Linked DNA regions of Homo sapiens: region 2 is linked to region 1. A link is an interaction called in ENCODE POLR2A ChIA-PET data of the cell type or tissue named here. Cell type or tissue: Panc1. All regions are shown on one strand. Links, peaks and the distances in the headings refer to the core of each region. The heading gives the core; the rest is flanking DNA.

Region 1 (2,921 bases), core at 99-2,598:
TCCAACATATCATTTATTGCCTATGTTTCTGTCTATAATTTATGAGCCTGTTCATTGTTGATTCATTATGATCATTGTGAAATATTTACTTTTTAGTGTGACATGTCAATTAGTAAAATATACTACATATTTTTATGGTTCATTGTACTGTGCTACAGTCATGGATGTTTAACTTAACTCTTTTTCGGGTGAACAGATCAACTTATTAGAGAAAACAGAATAAGTATAGATAAATTGTTTAAAGGATAAAGTCTTTTGCTAAAATACCTAGTCATAGCTTTTATTTTTAGACTTTATATTATAATTAATAGTGAATCTGTAAAAAGCACGTGTATATGGGATATAGTAGTTGGGTTGAAACTTACACTATGGGTATCCTTGAACAAGTGGCTGTTTGAGGATATATTAGGGTAATTTTAATATAAAATGTCAAATTTTACCTTTCATTTTAAATTAGAAATCCTTAAAATTCTTATTTCCATTGATGAATGGTAGGTGATTTTAATTTAAATTTTACTTAGCAGAGTGATGTATTTGTGATTCAATTCGCGATATTGCAATTTGTTTTCTAAAACCTCTAAAGAATAAAAAAAGTTATTTTATTTCAGTATAATAATGAATTCAAAGATAGTTACAGAAGCTAACTGCATAACTGCCATGAGCCCTGGTCCCTAAACGTATTAGAGGCTGGTGGATCTAATATTGTTTGCCTTAATGCATTTAGAGATCAGGAAACTTAAGCTTTTTCCCATAAGAGCATAAAATATACTCAGATTGGAAGAGGAAAAAATGGTATAACTTTGAATGGAGAAATCGCTTCACTTTCAAATACTGGGGATATGAAATTGAAATCAGGCCTTTATTTTTAAAGAGAATGGCTAAAAGTCATTGTTCCAGAGTAAGACTTAGAAAACAATGCTTATACTGTTTTCAGGCCCTTGTTATTTGCGAGTTTTTTGTTTGTTTTATGCCTAAGAAATGTTTTCAGCCACTCTAATGATGCTTACCATGCATGATTGTCATCAGAGGACAGTTAATTGACTCAAATATTGTGTGGGATAGTAAGTGTCAATTTTCTGTTTACATTGAAATGGTATAGTTATGGCGAATTTGAAATTAGTTTTGTCTTTCAGTGTAGTATACTTAAAAATAGTTTTGAAAAGGCTGCCCTAATTTGCACACATAATATGAATAAGTAAGTTAACTTATATAGAAATTAAGATTTTCAGTATATTTTGTGCTAAATTGCAAAGATTAATATGGCTTTTTAAAGGAAGTTTTGAATAGCCTTGTATGTATTTTCTAGGATGCAACTAAGAGAGTGCATCTAGATATCAATACCTGCCTTTATTTCATGTTTGTTTTTTGCTATTAACATTATATAAATGTACCTATACATCAGCTGTATCATATACCTCCTGATGAAGAAGTTCAGAATAGACCTTAGAAACTTCCATATTTTGGGGGACTACTTTCTCTCTGTCTCTCTGTCTCTGTCGTTCTCTCTCTCTTTGTCTGTCTCTCTCTCTGTCTCCATTTCTTTCTCCCTTTCTGTGTGTGCATACTTATGATACATATATATTCTTTGATGTTTCTCTATTTGTGCTATAGTTTTTCTGTAGGGAAAAATAGCTTCAGTTAATTGATATTTTTGAGCCCAATTTTAACAACTAATTAAAAATGTTTCCCAGATAAGTATTGCTAGAAATCCTAGAAATCCTTTTTTTTTTCTTTTTTCCAAATTCTAAAAGTGTTTTTAGACTTCTATTTATACCTCCGAAAGAAGAGAAAAATAGTTGGCAAGATCTTCTACCTACATTCTTTGTTGTAGGCTCTAATGATGGCATACTCATGGAAGCCCTTTCTACTCTTCTTAAGTAGAACACAAGCACATGTACAGTTAACTACTGTAAGAAGGTAAATTCACTACTTAGAAGTTAGATACTACTGATAAGTTTATCAGGTATTGTGAAGTGAGAATTTTATACAAATGTAGTGTTTTCCTGGTATGGTACAGCTTTTTCTTAATATTAGGTGTTACAGTTGATCCATTTCTTGAAACTTCATCCACCAGTCCTCCAGGAACATCAAGGATCTTAAACTTTGCCAGAGCTACAAAGGCAAAGTTTAAGATCCTTGAAGTTCCTGGGGGAACCATGGATGGCTATCCTTATTTCTATAAGAGAGGAGACTGAATACTGTGGGCTCAGTCTTCAGTCTACCCTCTTATAGAAATAAAGACAATCATTTCAGAGCATACATAATCTACTGACTGAATCATTAATGATTTGCCTGTTTATAGCTGTATAATATTTCATGAGGTGATAACTATTGTTCTCATTTGGTTTGTATTTAAATTAGATAATATCAATTTTAAATATAATTTTAGCCAAAAAAAATCAAACAGAACATTTGTAGTATGGTAGCAAACGTGCAAATTTGGGATAAAAAATTGAAATAAGAGAATAAATGTGATTTTAGCTTCTCAATTTTTTTCATAGCCATTTATAACCATCAAGAGATACCATGTTTTAAGTAAAATTTTAATAGCAAATAGGTTCATTTACCCAGATTTCAACCTAGGTGAATTAAAACATAGGGTTATAAGTACTAATGAGAGTTTTAAGAAACAGTATTTTGTAAAGTATCTTTGAAGGTCAAACTACATGTTATGCTCTGTAATTTATTTTATTTTTGTCTGCTTTGAGGAACTGTGTAGTAATAAAGGACTTTGGTTGATGATCAAACTCTCCTTTTACTTCCTTGATGATGTGTGTTATTATAGTCATAAAGATGTCCAATAACATAAACACTGAACTTTACTAGTAGTGCAAATAAATACAGAGAAAGTTTGGCTGATTAGAAAGAACAATTGCATAACTGAATTAATTTCAAAGCAATTTATCTCTATGCTGAATATG
Region 2 (2,921 bases), core at 144-2,643, 360 kb before region 1:
CTCTTCCAGTGAAAACCCAGGGTTTGTGAGAAGAGAAAAAAAGGTCCCCTATTTTCTTTCCTTTCCTTCCCAAGTCCTGGCATCCACGAAAGGCTCCACCCATATAGCAGGGAGGCCTAGTGGGTAGGGATATTCTCACTTACCTATGCTGCCCTATCCTCACACTGTTGGTAACCTGTGGGTTCCCTAGTCCTTGTCTATGCCATGGATGTGAGCGAGTTCTCCACCCATGAAGTGGGAAGACCTAATTGGCAGGGATAGTCATATTCACCTGCATTGTGCCTTGGTCTTCCACTGTAACTACCTTTGGGTGCCTCAGATCTAGTTTTCCTTTTTAGGGCTTCAAACCAAAGCTTGGAATCAAATTTAGGACAAAAAGGTGCCTCAGGAGGGTGTATGGACCCATTAAATTAGTCCCATGTCGCCCTCACAAAATTGCAGTCAGCAACCATCAGGGCAGCTTCTCCACTGCTTCCCTATCATAAGCAGAATGCTAACATGAAGCTGTGGAACCAGGTTCTCCTCAAATAAGGGAGAAAGAGGGAGTCTCAGGAATTGGGGACCTGGCCTAATAAGATGCCTCCCGAAAGGAAAAAAAAATCAATCTTTGCATGGAAAAAATCCTGGTATTTTCAGGATTATGTTGGCTCCTGCCATGGTGGAAAACAAAAATAAAAACAAAAAAAACTTAAATTCAGGGGACAGAGGGGTGCCTGGGGGAAGTAGCCTCTTGCCCCATGCTAATAAATTTCTTCAAGAGAGGAAAGAAAGCTTTCAATCATTACATCCTTCTTGCTTCTAAGAATAGATAGAAACCACACTGTTCTGGATTACACTCCTGATGACTATACTATCTCTCTGGTTTGCAACAACACCCTTAACATTGTATATTAAAAAAAGATAGGAGCCATGACAGCCACGAAAGAAAGATAATGTGACAGGAAAGAATGCAAGTCCTAGCGCTCACACCCTACTGGGCTGTTGGAGACTGCAGCTGGTCTTGGGGCTTTCAGGCAACACCAACGTGTGGCCTCAGCTAGATGCCATCAGTTGCCCCAGGACCTTACTCCAATCTGACGCTATGGCTAGACATCCGTGAATGGAAACTGGATTGGAAAAAAGCCAACATTCCCAACACCTGAGAGTGATGGGGGATTAACAGTGTCCTCCTGGGCAAGCCTGTCCTCCCTGTCTTCAGTCCAGCAGCCACGCTAGTCAGTGTTATCTGGCCAACAGAGGCCGATGTTTTTCTTTCATTCTGGTTATTGTGGACTTTCGGGACTCTGAAAAGAAGGACAGAAAGCAGCAAGTTCACTTTTATTCAGTCTTCTGCAGATCCCAGATGAGGCCCCAGAAATGTCACAGGATCCTTTAGGTGTCACTTTGCCAGCCAGAAACCTTTGTGACCGGTGGCACCTCTGCTTGAGTTTCATTCACACCCACTGGGCTCATTCCACCCACTTGGCTCAGCAGGCTGTGCTTGGCTCATGCTACTGACTTGGATCCTATGCCCACCGAGCGCAAGCCAGGCATGGAGTGATGAAGGGTGTGTGAGCAAGTGAGTGTGTTGTCCAGCCACTGTGCATAGCCAAGTGAGCTGGCTGCTGTGGTGGGGTGGACAGCTCCAGGTGCCATCACAGGTGCTGGCTCCATGCGAGGCTGTGGCTGAACCAGGCATACCATAAACAGCTTCCAATGCAGGTGCTGGAGTGTGGATGAGGAACATGACATCACCTGAAAACTCAGAGATGTCAGCAACTGCAGAGCTCCAAGGGGTGGGGGGGTGCACGCTACAACTCTCTCAATCCTGTTGCCAGCAGCTCAGCAAGTGGGGGTGGAGTGGCATGTTTCAGCTCATTCAGTCCTGCTGCCTTGCTCCGGCTTAGTTTCCAGGCTGGCCTGGCCCCGCTGCCACTTCCCATCACATGGGGAAGCCACTCGATGCCAGCGGTGGGCAGGGGGGCTATAGTGTTACAGCTCTGGCTCAGGAAATCCTGAGAAGGGCTGCCACTCTTCACTCCTGCTGTCTGGCAAACAGGAGTGTGTCACAGTTCACAGCTTGGCAAGCCAGCCAAAAACATGTTACAGCCCTTTCCGTGCCTGCCACTCAGTGAGCCCTGACTTCTTGTCTCACATCCGGGAAGAATGAGGTTAAATGGACAACTGGAGAGTGAGCAAGATGGAGAAGAGTTTTATTAAGCAGCAAAACAGCTCTTAGTAGGGAGGAGACCCAAGTGGGTGGCTCCCACCTGCAGATGCGGAGTCCTGATGTGTAGCTGAGTCCCAGGTGTTTATGGACTCAGAATGAAGGAAGTGCATCCTGATTGATCAATGGGAGGGCCTGGAAAAAGCACCATTTAATTGGTGGAAAGGCAAAAATCTCACTCCAGGTGGTGGATTTCACCTGGAACTGAGAGCGTGGTTTTCGGGCTTCAGGTTCTTTGGTTTGAAGGTTCAGTTTCACCAGGGACCCGCCCCAATCTACCTAGGAATTTGTCTGCCTCCTGCCCCTATCATATATGTATGTATACCCACATGCACATATGCACCCACATTTCACCACAGAACTAAATTAAAAGTTTATAACATATGGCGTTTGTAAATATAAAATAATTTAAACTGAAAAATGAAATCACCTTGATCAAAGTAATAATGGGTGAGAAATTACCTGAAATTATTTCATCAACTATTTTTAAATATTTGTAGTTATGAGGACAATATGGCCACAAGTACAGTAAATGATTAAAATAACTCTTAATATAAGACCAGGCTGTTTGAATGGCACAGCATATTTTTCTAAAAAGACTTAATTAAACCTGAATGAGTGCCATGTTCTTTAACCTAAACTAAAATTCATTTTTGGAATAATTATCAAGACATAACAGCTGGTATGAGAATCTGCTAAGCCAACAACCACATCT

Evidence for each region. Peaks named below come from ENCODE experiments on the same cell type or tissue, not always from the same donor. Only the 100,000 strongest peaks of a DNase experiment are listed, where the experiment ranks them.
Region 2: POLR2A ChIA-PET joins it to region 1 with 5 read pairs; 2 of 35 experiments call an interaction of 5 or more read pairs at or near these places.

The regions. Positions count from the first base shown.
Region 1 is chr2:188,295,431-188,298,351 of GRCh38, forward strand. All of the region lies in intron 1 of GULP1 (GULP PTB domain containing engulfment adaptor 1), which reads left to right. MIR561 (microRNA 561) reads left to right here and starts at 2,062; the gene lies at 2,062-2,158. In Panc1, for the core only: no CTCF peak of the experiment used is centred there; no DNase peak of the experiment used is centred there; H3K4me3 peaks cover 835 bases; H3K27ac peaks cover 2,500 bases.
Region 2 is chr2:187,933,409-187,936,329 of GRCh38, forward strand. No RefSeq gene overlaps it. Among named protein-coding and RNA genes, the nearest start is that of LINC01090, 350 kb to the right of the region's middle. In Panc1, for the core only: no CTCF peak of the experiment used is centred there; no DNase peak of the experiment used is centred there.